2 separate regions of the Homo sapiens genome follow, and region 1 is linked to region 2. Evidence: read pairs that join two places in POLR2A ChIA-PET (ENCODE). Cell type or tissue: K562. All regions are shown on one strand. Each heading gives the region's core, and the rest is flanking DNA. Links, peaks and the distances in the headings are about the cores only.

Region 1 (7,563 bases), core at 1,420-6,419, 150 kb before region 2:
CACTTCATTTACTCAACAAACATTGATTTGAGCCCCTGCCATTCTGGGCCTGGGGCCCAGAGGAAGAAAGGCACGACCCCAGACCGTGAGTGTTCTCTGAGAAGCAGACAGAGGCAACGCTGCTGTGAGAAGCAGAGAGAGGGCTGAGACCATCCTGAGGACAGCAAAGAGGGCACTAACCTGGAAGACGGGCGGCAAAGATGTCTGAACTGAGTCTTGAAAAGCCAGCCAAGCTGCTCACCCCAAAAGAAAGTTTATTCTGGCTGAACCAACCAGCCAGAGGGAAGAGACTTCAGGGATTTCAGTGCTAAAATGGAAGTGTTTACAGTCTCCCTTCCCCAGAGACCCTCACGCTTGCACCCCACCCCAATCCCTGGACTCCCACAGTACCTCCCAAGGGAGAATAAGCAGAAAAGACCCCAAGGGGAGGTATTGCTGGAAGCCTGGCAGAGGGAAAAAGCTGCTCAGTCTTCTGATGAAGGGGGGAGTGGGGACGGGAGCTGAGCTCATTCCTGGCTGTTGAACTGTGCTCTGCCAGAGCTGGGCCCTGTTAACCCTACAGTGAGTTAACCCTACAGTGAGTCCTGAGGGCTTGGAGGGAGCTTTCCCTCAAATCTCGGCATCCAGACTGCTTCTGCTCTGCCCACCAGCCCCGCTAATCCTGGCGGCCACTCATTCATTCACTGGTTTGTTGAATTAATAGTGAGGGAGCACCTTCTCCTAGATCCTAAAGATACAGCCATGCACAAAACAAAGACCCCACAGGTCTTTATTCTAGTGGGGGAAGCAGACAGAGAATGATCAAACGAGGAAGGGAGGAAGACAAACAAGAAAGGGAAAGGGCGAAGAGGTGGACCCGTTCATATGGGAGGGAGAGGCTCAGTAATAGCGGGCATGGGGCAGAAGTCTGAAGGAAGGGCAGGGGGCGGGAGGGAGGGGAGAGGAATCCCAGAGGGAGAAAGCAGCACCTGCAAAGGTCCTGAGGCAGGCCTGTCCGCAGAGCCCTGAGGGTGGGCCGAGCAGGAACTCACTGTGCATGGAGACACGCAGAAGGGTTTAAGAGTGCCAGCTCTGAGCTCATGCATGCCTAGCGGCCTGCATTTAGGCAGAATTGCTTCATCTCCCTAAGGCTCAGTGTCCCTGTCTGTAAAATGGGAAGAATGGTGTTACTGCACCATGGCTTTCTATATACTTTTTCTAAATAAATGGCAGTTATTATCAGGATAATTATAAATGCAATGGATACATGTTCAATAGTTAGTATTAGCACTTTCCCAAAGGGGATTTCCAACAAGGTAAGACACTAGATTTTTTTTTTTGGTTTTATAAAAATATCTTAAATTACACTGATAGTAACACATGTTGAGAGTGAGGTATGTGGGCATCAAGTATCAGCAATCACAAATCACACTCACGCCTTCCCCCACTCCTCACAGGTGGGGCTTGCCCCCATTACTCCAGAGCTGCCTTACAGGCACCAAAAGCAAGGCCTGGAGGAGCCAGGAGCTTGGCTGGATCTGAGCAAGACAGTGTCAGAGCCAGAATTAGGCTGCAGTCATCTTTAGAAGGAAGCAGAAAGTTTCTCTTTGAATTGACACTTCCTCCCATTTTCTTTCCATTTGAGTAAGCACAAACCTTAAGAGTTTAAGCCTTTTTCAGAAAGTTTGGAGCTATGGTCGGTGTAAGGAGACAGCCATCTCCCTTTTAATCTTTGGTTTTGAACGTGAGTGATTGGGAGGTCCCTCGACGACTGGCCTGGGTCTTCAGAAAGGTCTCAAGGATGTGAGCAGGCTGTAGCAATCCTGCTCTGGCCCCCACCCTGCTGGACAGCCCATGGTGGGTGATGGGTGCCACAGCTGATCTGGAATGTTCTGTTCATTTGCCCCCCTGCCAACCCTTCTCCAACCTTCGAGGGAGCCATCCCACCTGGCCCATGCCTCCTGCCACCCAGCTCACACCCCTCATCATCAGAGCGCAGCACGACCCAGCTCTCTCTCCTGCAGGAAGCACATAGCCCTCCCTGCCCTGCTTGGCCCACTGTTCCCAGCTTTCTCAGAGCCCAGTCCATCCTACCGTGGGTTAGCGATGGTGGGAGAGATCAGTGCAGACCTGTCCTAGAGGCGCCTGCCAGAGCAGGGGAAGAAGTAATGACAATGAGTAAACCACGTGCTAATTTTCTTTTTTTCTTTTCTTTTCTTTCTTTCTTTCTTTCTTTCTTTCTTTCTTTCTTTCTTTCTTTCTTTTTTAAGGCAGTTTCACTCTATTGCTCAGGCTGGAGTGCAGTGGTGCGATCTCAGCTCACTGCAACCTCGACCTCCCTGGGCTCCCAAAATCCTCCCATCTCAGCCTCCCAAGTAGCTGGGACTACAGGTGTGTGCCACCACACTGAGCTAATTTTTTTATTGTTTGTAGAGACGGGGTTTTGCCATGTTTCCCAGGCTGGTCTTGAACTCCTGGGCTCAAGTGATCCACCAGCCTCAGCCTCCCAAAGTGCTGAAATTACAGGCATGAGCCACCCTCACCTGGCCTGAGTGCTGAAAAACAGAAAAGCCTCAGAGGCCAAAGATGAAGCACTGGATGGAAGTTGACCTCCAAGCAGGGAGCAGGCAACTCAGCACCAGCCTAGGCTCCACGTGGGGCTGAGAGAGGGGGAAGGCCACCGACAGTCCCTGCTCCATGGGGAAGGCAGCCTCTGACTCTGGCTGACGGGCCGGCAGTCGGATAAGGATTGGCTGGCAGGAATGGGCATCCAGCTGCCTCTGCTGCTGCTGTGAGCTGGGAATGATGGTGCCAGTCAAGTCTGCATGGCCAGGTGGCCGGGCCGGGGTCTCTCAGCTCCAGTGGCTGAAACACACTACAGAATCATCAAACCTAGTCTGAGATAGTCATGAAAGAGATTTAGAAAAAGACATAGTGATTTTGTTCCCCATTTGCTTTTTCTAAAAACACTCCTCTCTAATAAAATGTATGACAGCAATAGCTCTCACTTATTGCTCATTTAATGTGTGGCGAGTGTTTTCCTAAACTCTTTATATATGTGTATTAGCTCATTTAATCCCCACACAAATCTTATGAGGTTTTACCACTGTCTTCACTATATAGATAAGGAAATGGGGGAGTTTATCTCCAGGAAAGTTAAGAAACTTTACCAAATAACTTGACCAAGGTTTAAATGGGGGTCTTACCCAGAGTCAACTTTAACTTCCAGACTGTCTCTACTACATTTTCTTTAAACAGCTCTTTGTGACGGGCTTGACCTTGCTGCAGGGTCTTCCTGTGATTCCCAATTCTTTGGATTCAACCCACATTTAAATCAGTCCTCCTGTTTCTGCCTAAATAAACCAATGCTTATAATATTTAAATATTTATTAAGAGTCTCTATCTCTGCAATGGTATATTTCCAAGATAATTTTTCTGATGAAACCCAGAAGAGAGAGAAAAAGAGAAATATTGATTGAAACCCATATTATGACGATAATTTTGCTGGATAAATATGTTTCTTTTCTTTTTTTTGAGACAGAGTCTCACTCTGTCACGCAGGCTGGTGCAGTGGTGTGATCATGAATTTTTTCAAAATATTAGATCACTAGCTAGAGCTTAGAAATCCTTTGTCATAAAGAGAAAGTTTTGACGAAATGGAATTTGCCATAGCATCCATACTTGCTTACATTTACCAAAGGTTAAACTGTTCCCACGTATCACCTTCTGTTGGGCAATTTACCTTTGCTCACTAGGCATTGGCCAGGGGAGAAATGGTTTACATTTGAGAAAGAGGCCTAAAGCACACAATGCATCCCTACTTTAATTTTTCAAGAAAAATGCCTGCCCAACCTTAAAAAAATCAGGTAAGTAACACAGAGAGTAGGGACTATCATAAAACTATTTACAAAGCTAACTGGGATTAAAGTAGCCCTCAGAGCTTTTAGTGACATCTCCTGACCTCTGCTGGACACATTTGGGATTGCATAGCTCCCAGGTCCTTGAAAGTAACCAGCAAAATAAGAATCTTAAAGTTTACAGAATGCCTCATCTAAATCTCTCATTTCAGAGATGAAGAAAATAAGATTCAATGGGCTTATGTGACCTACCCAAGAGTACACAGTTACTTATGAAGTGGCATATTCAGGACCAGTACCTAGAAATGATTTATTGCCCAGTAAACCACATATGCAAATGTTGATTAACTTCATTGGAATGAATAAATACTCTTTGGATTATCTTTAGAGTACCATCATTTTTAGAAATAAGAACAGCTGACAAGGACAAAGTGGTAACCAAGAGTCAAAATTAGAATTATTTGAGCAAGGTCATAGTTACCTTTATATCCCGTATCCCATATCCCCTAATCCCATAACTCCGTCATTATCTTCAGTGACTGATGATGTCTGTAGAGTAACAAAGAAGAGAGTCGGAGAATTCATTTTCACAAAACCCTTTTTTTTAGTTGTAAATATTTATTCCTGATTGTAGTTTGTTAAAATGAGCTTGCCTTCCTAGAGGAAACTTCAACTGGCCATAGGAAATAAGACTCCCCAGGGTTAAGAGGACTGTTCCTTTCAAGAACTAACTCTACCAGTGTTCCTGCAGAGACACATGGAACCCAAGGGAGGCACCCAGAGGTCTCTGATGCTTCTTCAGCTGGGAGTTTTGGGTCTCCCTATTGAGGCTGTATCTAGAAGAGAAAGCTGAAAGACCACTGAACTATGTAGTCAAATTATTCTACACTTTAATATCTCCAAATGCATAGTGTTAACGAAAGGAGTAGAGTATTATATTTGAAAGAACATAAGCTTTGCAGCCATGCAGTTAGTGGCTGCTTACTATCTATGTGAGCTTAGGTAAATGACTTAATCTCTCTGAGCTTCAGTGTCCTCACCAATAAAACAGGAATCATAAATGATACTTTTCCAGAAAGTTGTTTGAGAATACATGAGATTGTGTGTGTGAAAATCCTAAGCAAAGTACCTGGTGCTACAGGCCAAAGGGAGGGATAATGTTTGATTTCTTCATGGAATTAAATATACACCAGATTTTTTTTCTTTTTTTGGATACTGGGTCTCATTCTATTGCCCAAGCTGGAGTGCAGTGGTGCAATAACAGCTTACTCCAGCCTCGAAGTGATCCTCCCACCTCAGCCTCCTGGGTAGCTGGAACTATATATAGGCACATGCCACCATGTCTAGCTAATTTTTTTCTTTTAATTTCTTGTAGAGACAGAATATTGCTATGTTGCTCAAGCTGATCTTGAACTCCTGATCTCAAGTGATCCTCCTGCTGCCTCCTGCCTCAGCCTCCCAAAGCACTGGGATTATAAGTGTGTGAGCCACCGCACCAGGCCTATGGCAGATTTTTTTTTTTTTAATTTCAGACAGGGTTTTACTCTGTTGCCCAGGCTGGAGTGCAGTGGAGTGATCTTGGCTCACTGTGGCCTCAACCTCCCAGACTCAAGCAGTCCTCCCACCTCAGCCTCCCAAGTAGCTGGGACCACAGGCACCGCCACACCTGGCTATTTTTTTGTATTTTTTGTAGAGATGGGTTTCACCATGTTGCCCAGGTTGGTCTCAAACTCCTGGGCTCAAGCGATCCACCCACCTCAGCTTTCCAAAGTGCTGGGATTACAGATGTGAGCCATTGTGCCTAGTCTAAAGTGTCTCTTTAAGGCACTTGTGAATAGAGTCTTGTCCATTTTAGATTATTTTATTGGGTCTTTGAGATATAGAATTGAGTATTTCTCCATGATAAATGCATAAGTCAGCACTTTTTTTGTGAGAAAAAGTGTGTCTGGGCCAGGCACAGTGGCTCATGCCTGTAATCCCAGCACTTTGGGAGGCTGAGGCGGGTGGATCCCTTGAGCCCAGGAGTTTGAGACCAGCCTGGGCAACATGGCAAAACCCCACCTCTACTAAAAATACAAAAATTAGCCAGTCTCATACACAGCCTCAAAATTAATTAATTAATTAAAAAATAAAAAATTTTAAAAAGAGACACTTTAAATGGTTTAAAACATCCCCACTCAAGATTTTGTTGTTGTTGTTTGCTTTTTGTAGTTTTGCTGTGCCTTCCCCATGATAAAAAGTGCTCTTAAAACTTGGCAGCTGTCTGGGTGCAGTGGCTCATGCCTGTAATCCCAGCATTTTGGTAAGCTGGGGTGGGCAGATCACCTGAGGTCAGGACTTTGAGACCAGCCTGGCCAACATGGTGAAACTCTGTCTCTACTAAAAATACAAAAATTAGCCGGGCGTGGTGGTGAGTGCCTGTAATCCCAGCTACTCGGGAGGCTGAGGCAGAAGAGTCACTTGAACCTCGGAGGTGGAGATTGCAGTGAGCCGAGATCGCACCACTGCACTCCAGCCTAGGCAACAGAGCGAGACTCTGTCTCAAAGAAAAGAAAAGAAAAGAAAAAAAAACTTGGCAGCTAAATTGGTTGTGTGTGTGTGTGTGTTTAAACATATCACAGACATTTGCTAAGCACATTTCCTTCAAGAAGAGAAGAAACAAGTTTTTGTCAATAAGAAACTGTGGATATGACGCCTCCCTGAGTTAATTAAATCAACCCAGACTATTTTTCATTGCCATGAGGGAGAGAGAGTACACCCCTGTCCCTTTATGGTATTAGAGATTGTCTAGTCCAGCGTGCTCTATGGAACCCTGCAGGAGTCACAGCAGGGCACTACTGAGAAAGTGCCAAGAGGACAGGACTCTCTTTAACCAGAGCAGCACTGCGTCGACCAGTTTTATGATTTATCTGCTCCTATAAGGAAAATTTGTTTGCATGAAATTTCCTGTGGCTGAAACATATTTGCAGAACACAGATCTAGGCTCATTCCCTAATTTTACATATGAGGAAGCTGAGGCTTGGGGAAGTGAAATGACATCACTAAGTTAAAGCAGAGCTGGAGACAGTACTCAACGGTCTGTATCAGTCGGGGGACTTGGTTGCTGGTTAGATGCCAATTCTGGATAATCAAAGCAAAGACTCACAGGGGCTTGCAAAATTGACAGGAGCCTGATAGGCTTGGAAATGGCCAGAACCACGAGCACACTGGAAGGCCAAGAAGCTGGACAGAGTTCACAGAAAGTCCATAAATAGTCTCATAACCAGAGGAGCCTGTAGAAATGTTGATGCCTCTCCTGCCTCTTCTGCAATGCATGGCACCAACCTTCTCCTCTGATATGGTTCGACTGTGTCCCCACCCAAATTTCATCTAGAATCTCCACAGGGACCCCGTGGGAGGTACTTGAATCATGGGGGTGGTTACCTCCATGTTGTTCTTGTGATAGTGAGTGAGTTCTCACGGGATTTGATGGTTTTATAAGGGGCTTCCCCCGTCTTTGCTCTGAGCTTCTTGCTGCCGCCATGTGAAGAACGACATGTTTGCTTCCCCTTCTGCCATGATTGTAAATTTCCTGAGGCCCCCCAGCCCTGCAGAACTGAGTCAATTAAACCTGTTTCCCTTACAAATTGCTCAGTCTCAGGTATTTCCTCATAGCAGCATGAGAACGGAGTAATACACCCTCTTATTCTCATGTCACTTGATTTAAAGTCCCAGGAGAGAGTCCATG
Region 2 (7,563 bases), core at 1,412-6,411:
CCTGGGTTTCATTCCTGCTCTACAGCTATATAATTTAACAATTTTCCTCTGAATTTGTTGGATTCTAACCCTATATTTCTAAAATTTTATTAATATTACTGAATCTTAAAGGGAGCTGTGATGTCTTCAGTCTTTAGAAGTATTAAACCTATAAACAAAGGACTATATGAAGTTAAACTGTGTTCAAATTTCTACATGCTTTAAAACATTGAGGCAACGTATTAAGAGACACACCTAAGAAACTGCAACCAATCTACTCTGGACAAAAATTTAGATACTATCTCTTCAAAATAAGCTACCTAGTGGTATTTATACATATTCTTCCATATATGAACACTATCTTACATGCTCACAGCCTTAAAAATAACTAAAAATGTCAGAATTATAGGCCTTACACATTTCTGTTGGCTTGAAAAATGATACAAAATGCATAAACTTCTAGAGTGGATCAGTTTAAAAAAAGAGTTCATACCAAAGGTAGTAATACTAGGAATCAAAGAGGGCTAAACACTGAAGGTTCTTAAAGGCGAAAGTTAATAAAACCTTGTTTTTGGTTGTGAATCTTTGCCTTACAACGTTATACATGATTCTCCCCCTTTCTTTTTCCTCTTGCAAAGATGTGGTGATAAACCAGGTTTGCTCATGCAGATGACAATACTCTTGAAAATGGTGGCAGAGAAAAAAAATGAAGGGAATATGGTTCACTTAATCATCTCATAAATTAGAACTTATTACCCCTGTGACTCCTCCATAGCTCCAGAAAAAATATGTGAGAGAGATGAAATGGCTGTTTGCTACTAATATTTTATGTGATGCTTCATTTTTTGATTCCTTGAATAACACTTACAATGCATTAGCCCATTTATGCCAGAGGTTGCCATTTTTTGAATTTTTGCATAAGTGAAAAATCAGACCTTGTTGATGACATTTAGCAGTAGGATATAAGTAATGTCCCAATAATGGAACACTAGGCATAAGTGCATTAACACGATTATGAAAGCATAGCTATTCAAGTAACTAATTATACAACTGACTTTTTTCCTCATTTCTAAAACATAGTAAGGGATCAGTTATTTAAAAAATACAACAGTGACAAGTATTTTATTTTCAACTCAGTTTTGGTGTGTTAAGGCCGTTGCTTGGTATAAAACAAAAACAAAAACAGGAGGAGAAACAAGAATACAAACATGAGACAGAAGCAGTAGCAAAAGAAAATGAAGAGGAACAAGAAAATGAGAAGAAAATACACAATGGAAGAAAGGAAAAAGAACAGGTGTGGGAATTAGAAGGCCTATTATGATACCTTTTATCCCCTCCTCCATTCATAAAATTTGAGTAACTCCCAGAGTATCACAACAAAAAACAAGCAAAAGGATACACAAATAGTCACCCCCTAAATTTTGTTAAGAATGAGATAATGCTGCTACTCATGCCTAGCTCAGGCACCAGCAGGAGGAGGGCACCCTCCAGAGACTGCAGGAAAAGGGGGAGGACTCCTCTTTGCCCTAGATGTACCACCACCACTGCCACCAAGGCCTTCGTTACAGCACCTAAAGTTTCCTCCCCGCCCCAGAATGGGATAGGCCCTGCAGTGCTCCTACTCCCGCTTCCCGTTCCCCAGACTTCCTACTGCTACCACCACTAGCACCAATGCCAATACAACCACTGTCACCCTCAATGTATCAGCCCACCCTACCAGGATCCTACCGCCTGGTCCCCGTGGGTGCCCTCCTACTGCTCCAGTTGAGCTGCGGTCTCCATCACCACCACCAAACACATGAGGCAAGCTGCAGAGCCACATCATCTGCTCGACCGTACCACAGGTGACTCCTCCTTCTCCTCCTTCAGCCTGGCTTGGAGCAGTTGGGCAGGCAAAGCCAGAAAAGCCCAAGACAGGACTCAGGGAGTGGAACCGTTAGAGCCTCATCTTGTCACGCTGGTGACTAGGTGGCAGGGATCCGTTTCATTGAAGGCACTCACACCCACCTTCCAAAGTCCAGCCTCTCCTTCTGGCAAAAGCTGGCCAGGAACTGGGGCCTGGGGAGAGAGTGAATGCCTTCACTGAAACTGGCCCCTGGCCAAGTCCAGCTGGCCAGGAATTGCTGGGTCCACCAAGCCTGCCCTTCTCGGGGAACCCAAGTAGGAGAAACTCAGACCCAGCCAGCCCTCCCCACCCAAGGGCTGGTTCCCATTCCTGACACCTCCACCCACAGTGCCCTGTCCCCAACTTCCCCCATGGTGCCTACTAGTCCCTGCCCAGTAGTCCTAGGTGGTCTTTGCAACACAGAGCATGACGGCAGGCTGGGAAACCACAGTGGGTGTGGGGGCCCTGCCGTGCAATCTAGCTCGAGCGGGAGAAAATTGCCTTCTAGAGTCTGGAGTCCGGGAAGAGGAGAACGATCTCTTACTTGGAGGCCACCAGAAGAAGGAGACCACTGCTGTCGCTGCTGCTGCCACCTCCTCAGCTCACCAATGCTGCTGGCAGTGTAGCCCCCATAGCACCCCTAATCTGCCCCCTGCCACTAGCAGTGTAGCCCCCGGATAGCACATCCAACACACCCTACAGTTTCAGGCAATGTAACCCCAATGCCCCCCCCCCAAAGCACTCCCCCCACACCTCAGGGAGTGTACCACCCAATAGTGCCCACAATCTGACCCAGCCACGGGTGTTGCTGCATTAGATAGCATCCCAAACCCGCCTCCCCCCACCCCATCACGGGCAGTTCAGCTCCTGATGGTGCACCCCCCAGTCACAGGCAGTGCAGCACCCAACAATGCCCCTAAACCACCCCCCACTGCCAGCATTGTAGACCCAGATAACTCCACCCAACCCACCCCCTGCTGTGGGCAGTGCAGCAGAAGATAGTGCCCCTAATCCTTCACCAGCCACCAGCAGCACACATTACTGTACACAATCTGCCTCCCCCCACCACCCCTGCCACCGCAGGCAGTATAGCCCCAGATAGCCAGCCAACCTGCCCCACTACCAGCAATGCAACCCTGGAGAGTGCCCCCAACCAGACCACTGACACAGGCAGGGTGGCCTCTAGCAGTGATCACCAAAAGGACACCCAACCCTTGCCCCCAGAAGCGTACAGGGCAGCCCAGAAAACTCACCTACCCCATCACATTTCTACCACTGTGGCCCAGCTGCAGTCTCCAGCGTCACCACCAACCACAGCGAGGCGAGCCATGGTGGCACAGACTCCAGGCTTCAGCCTCCAGCATGTGGTGGTGCCTCTTCCTTCTCCTAGTCCTCCAGCCCAGCAGGACAAGCTCCTGCTGCCGGCCACCCTCTTACTGCTCTGTCGCCACCACCAACCACAGCAAGGTAGTGTCCCAGGCTCCAGGCTCCATCCATCCTCCAGCCTCCAGCAGGCAGAAGGTTGCGGCCTCTTCCAGTTCTCTAAGCTGAGCAAAGAGCCGCTCCCCGACTTGACACAGCAGAGCCTGAAATGACCTGATGCGACCTCACCATGCTTTATATACCGAGGTTATGCAAATGCCGTTCCTGGACTACATATTCTGATTGGATGAGAGAAAAACCTCTAGGCCTACTCTGATTGGACTTTATTTTCATGCTGTGATTGGTTGTGTTAAGACTTGCTCTCATCCAATCAGAACATGATCATAAAGTCCAATCAGAGTAAGCCTGGAGGTTTTTTCTCATCCAATCAAAACATGCAGTCCAGGAACCTCCGTGGGCATAGCCGCAGTATATAAATGATGCTGAAGAGCAGTCAGGTGTTTTCAGGTTCCTGTGTCTTCCCGTTGAGTTGCTCGCTCCACGGCATGGAGGACTAGGAATCAGGAGTCAGTGGCCGTATGCTGGAGGCTGGAGCCGCGGGAGCGCGGCTCGCCTCGCTGCGGTTGTTGGCAGCGACGGAGATAGGAGTGCGGCTGGAGCGGTAGGAGAAGGAAAACAGTTTTGGGATAGATGGAGGGGAGTAAAGAGGGTAGTTAGTGCCAAAGGCAGAAAAGGATAGCTTAGCCGGAGAAGGGGCGTTGCAAAAAGATGGCGGCGAAAAGATGGTGGGGAAAAAAGTTTTTGGGTAAATGGAGGCGGAAATACAGGGTGGGGAGCGGGAGGGAAGGAAGGTTTTGCAGAAAGACGGTGGGTAAAAAGTTTCAGGGTAGATGGAGGGGGAAAAGAGGGTGGCAAGTGGGAGGAGGAAAGAGAGGAAGGTGATGGGGGAAAAGGGGGGCGAGCAGTAGGGAGAGAAGGCTTTGTGAAAAGACAGTGGGGAGAAAATACAGTGTGGGGGAAAGTTTTTGGGTAGAGGAGCAAAAGAGGGTAGCAAGTGGGAGAAAGAAAAAGAGGGTAGCCAGCAGGAGGAAGACAAGGTTTTGTGAAAAGACAGTGGCAGAAAAGAAAGATGGTGGAGAAAGGAAAGACAGTGGGTAAAAAGTGTTTTGATAGATGGTGGGGGAAAGAGGGTGATGAGGAGGAGGAAAGAGGGTGGCCAGAGGGAGCAGGCACAGAGGATTGGGAAAACGACGGAAACATAGTTTGGTGTAGATGGAGGGCAAAAAAGAGGGTGGCAAGCAGGATAGGGAAAAGAAGAGCATGAGTGGTAAAGGGGGGAGACTTTGAAAAGATGGTGGGAAAAGTTTTGGGGGGTAGATGGAGAAGGAAGAGAGGGAGGTAGGCAGGAGTAGGGAGAAGGCTGTGTGAAAAGATGGGGGGAAATGTTTTTGGGTTGATGGAAAAGGGAAAGAGAATAGCAAGGAGGAACGGGGGGAAAGACGATGAAGAAAAGAGTTTTTGGGTAGATGAAGGGGGAAAAGAGGGTGGCGAGCAGTAGGAGTGGGGAGAAGGTTTTGGGAAAAGATGGGGGAAAATGTTTTTGCTTAGATGAAGGAGCAAAAGAGGGTGATGAGAGCAGGAGGGGGAAAAAGGGTGGCCAGGGATAAGGGGAAAAGATGGTGGGAAGAAACAGTGGGGAAGGGGTTTGGGTAAATGGATGGGGAAAAGGTGTTGAGCAGGAGAGTAGAGAAGGCTTTGTGAAATGATGGTGGGGAAAAAAATGGTGAAGAAGTTTGGGGGCAGATGGAAGAAAAAGGGTGGCGAGGGGAAGGGGGCCAAAGGTGCTCGGGAAAAGAAGGTAGGGAAATAATGGTGGGGGACAATGGTTTTGAGTAGATTTTTTAAATAAGATCATTTGTATTTTTGTTTTTGAATAGTCTGAGATCTTCATATATTTTGTGCATGAATCCCTTGCCTGATGCATAGTTTGCAAATACTTGCTTCCATTCTCTGGGTTGTTTCTTCATTTTTAAAAATTTTTAATTTAATTTAATTTTTTTTAGATGGAGTCTCATTCTGTCGCTCAGGTTGGAGTGCAGTGGCACAATCTCAGCTCACTGCAAGCTCTGCCTCCTGGGTTCACACCATTTTCCTGCCTTGGTCTCCTGAATAGCTGGGACTGCAGGTGCCTGCCACCACGCCCGGACAATTTTTTTGTATTTTTAGTAGAGACGGGGTTTCACTGTGTTAGCCAAGATGGTCTTGATCTCCTGGCCTTGTGATCGGCGTGCCTCAGCCTCCCAAAGTGCTGAGTGTACAGGCGTAAGCCACTGCACCCAGCCTGTTTCTTCATTCTACTGATTGCTTCCTGTGCTTTGCAGCAGCCTTTTTCTTTTTGAGACGGAGTCTCACTCTGTTGCCCAGGCTGGAATGCAGTGGCGTGGTGTTGGCTCACTGCAAGCTCCGACTCCTGGGTTCATGCCATTCTCCTGCCTCAGCCTCCTGAATAGCTGGGACTACAGGTGCACACTACCACGCCCAGCTAATTTGTTGTATTTTTAGTAGATACAGGGTTTTACCATGTTAGCCAGGATGGTCTCAATCTCCTGACATCGTGATCCGCCCATCTCGGCCTCCCAAAGTGCTAGGATTACAGGCATGAGCCACTGCACCCAGCCTGCAGAAGCTTTTAAGTTTAATGTAATTACATGTTTGCTGTTGTTTGTGCTTTTGATGTCTATTTGAAAATTCCTCGTCTTCTCCAGTTTCATGAAGCATTTATCCTATGTTTTCTTCTCTAGTAGTTTCATAGTTTCAGGTCCTACATTTAAATCTTTATTTTGAGTAGATGTTTGTATATGGTAAGATAACGGCCTAGATAGATTCTTGTACATGTGGGTGTTGGGTTTTCCTAGCACAGTTTATTGAAGATATTGTCCTTCCCAAATGTGTGTTCTTGGTGCCTTTGTTAAAAATAGGTTGACAATAAATGCATGAATTTATTCCTGATTTGTGTATTGTGCTTCACTTGTCTGTCATTTGTTCATCTCTGTCTCTCCCCCGCCCTTTTTATTGATAGTACCATGCTGTTTTGATAGTACCATGCGTACTATAGATTTGTAGTATATTTTGAAATCAGGTAGTGTGATGCTTCCAACTTTTCATTTTATTTCTTTTGTCTGTCTGAGTTATTTTGCATTTCCGTATGAATTTTAGGATGGTTTTTTCTATTTCTATTAAGAATGTCTTTTGTAATTTAAGATGGATTGCATTGATTCTGTAGATCCCATTGGTTGATATAGATATTTTAACAATATTCTTCTAGTGCATGGACATGGGATATCTTTCCATTTACTTATGTCTGCTTTAATATCTTTCATCTGTGTTTTATAGTTTTCATTGTGGTATCTTTTGCCTTCTTGGTTAAGTTTATCCCTAGATATATATTTTTTTGAAATGAAATAGCTTTCTTGATTTCTTTCTTAGGTATTTCGCTATTGGTGCATGGGCATGCTACTCATTTTTATATGTTGATACTGTATCTTGCAACTTGACTAAATTTATTATTTCTAGTAGGATTTTTGTGGAATTTTTAGGGTTCTCTCTCTCTCTAGATATGTATAAGTTTATGTCACCTGCAAACACGAAATTTGACTTCCTTTTTTTCCAATTTGGATGCTTTTTATTGCACTCTCTTGTCTAATTGCTGTAGCTAGGACTTGCAGTACTATGATGAATGAAAGTGGTGTAAAAGTAGCCATACTTGTTCCAGATCTTGGAGGAAGAGCTTTTAACTTTTCTCCATTGATTATGATGTTAGCTGTGGGTTTGTCATATATGGCCTTTATTGCACTGAGACATGTTCCTTCTGTACTCATGTTGAGTTTCTATGAAGAAATGATTTTTTTTTCAGCATCTACTTAAATGATTTATGTGTTTTCTTGATTCACTGAATGTGATGTTACACATTTATTTGTGTTTATTGAATCATCCTCATATTCCCGGGATGAATCTCACTTGATCATGGCACATGATCATTTTATTGTGTTGTCAAATGCAATTTTCAAGTATTTTGTTGAGGACTTTTTGCATCTGTGTTCATCAGGGTTATTTAAAATGCCTGTGGTTGTCTTTGTGTGTTGTGTCCTGCTCTGGTTTTTGTACCAGGGTCATGCTGTCCTCATAGAACAAGTTTCGAAGCCTTCTCTCCTGTTCATTTTATGGGGAACATTTTGAGTAGAATTGGTATTAGCTCTTTAAAAAATGCTTGGTAACTCAGCAGTAAAACCATGATTCTTGTGTTTTTCTTTGCTGGG

What was found. Peaks named below come from ENCODE experiments on the same cell type or tissue, not always from the same donor. Only the 100,000 strongest peaks of a DNase experiment are listed, where the experiment ranks them.
Region 1: POLR2A ChIA-PET joins it to region 2 with 11 read pairs; 2 of 35 experiments call an interaction of 5 or more read pairs at or near these places.

What each region holds. Positions count from the first base shown.
Region 1 is chr17:27,233,273-27,240,835 of GRCh38, reverse strand. LOC124903956 (a long non-coding RNA gene) reads left to right here. Exons shown (of 2, transcript XR_007065676.1): 2 at 2,413-2,977. Among named protein-coding and RNA genes, the nearest start is that of MIR4522, 57 kb to the left of the region's middle. RefSeq lists an enhancer at 1,966-2,065. In K562, for the core only: a CTCF peak has its summit at 3,944 (motif pointing left); a DNase peak (open chromatin) is centred at 3,925.
Region 2 is chr17:27,085,439-27,093,001 of GRCh38, reverse strand. It overlaps LOC105371703 (a long non-coding RNA gene), which reads left to right and starts at 3,761. Exons shown (of 4, transcript NR_135673.1): 1 at 3,761-3,908. In K562, for the core only: no CTCF peak of the experiment used is centred there; DNase peaks (open chromatin) are centred at 3,474 and 3,745; H3K4me3 peaks cover 4,686 bases.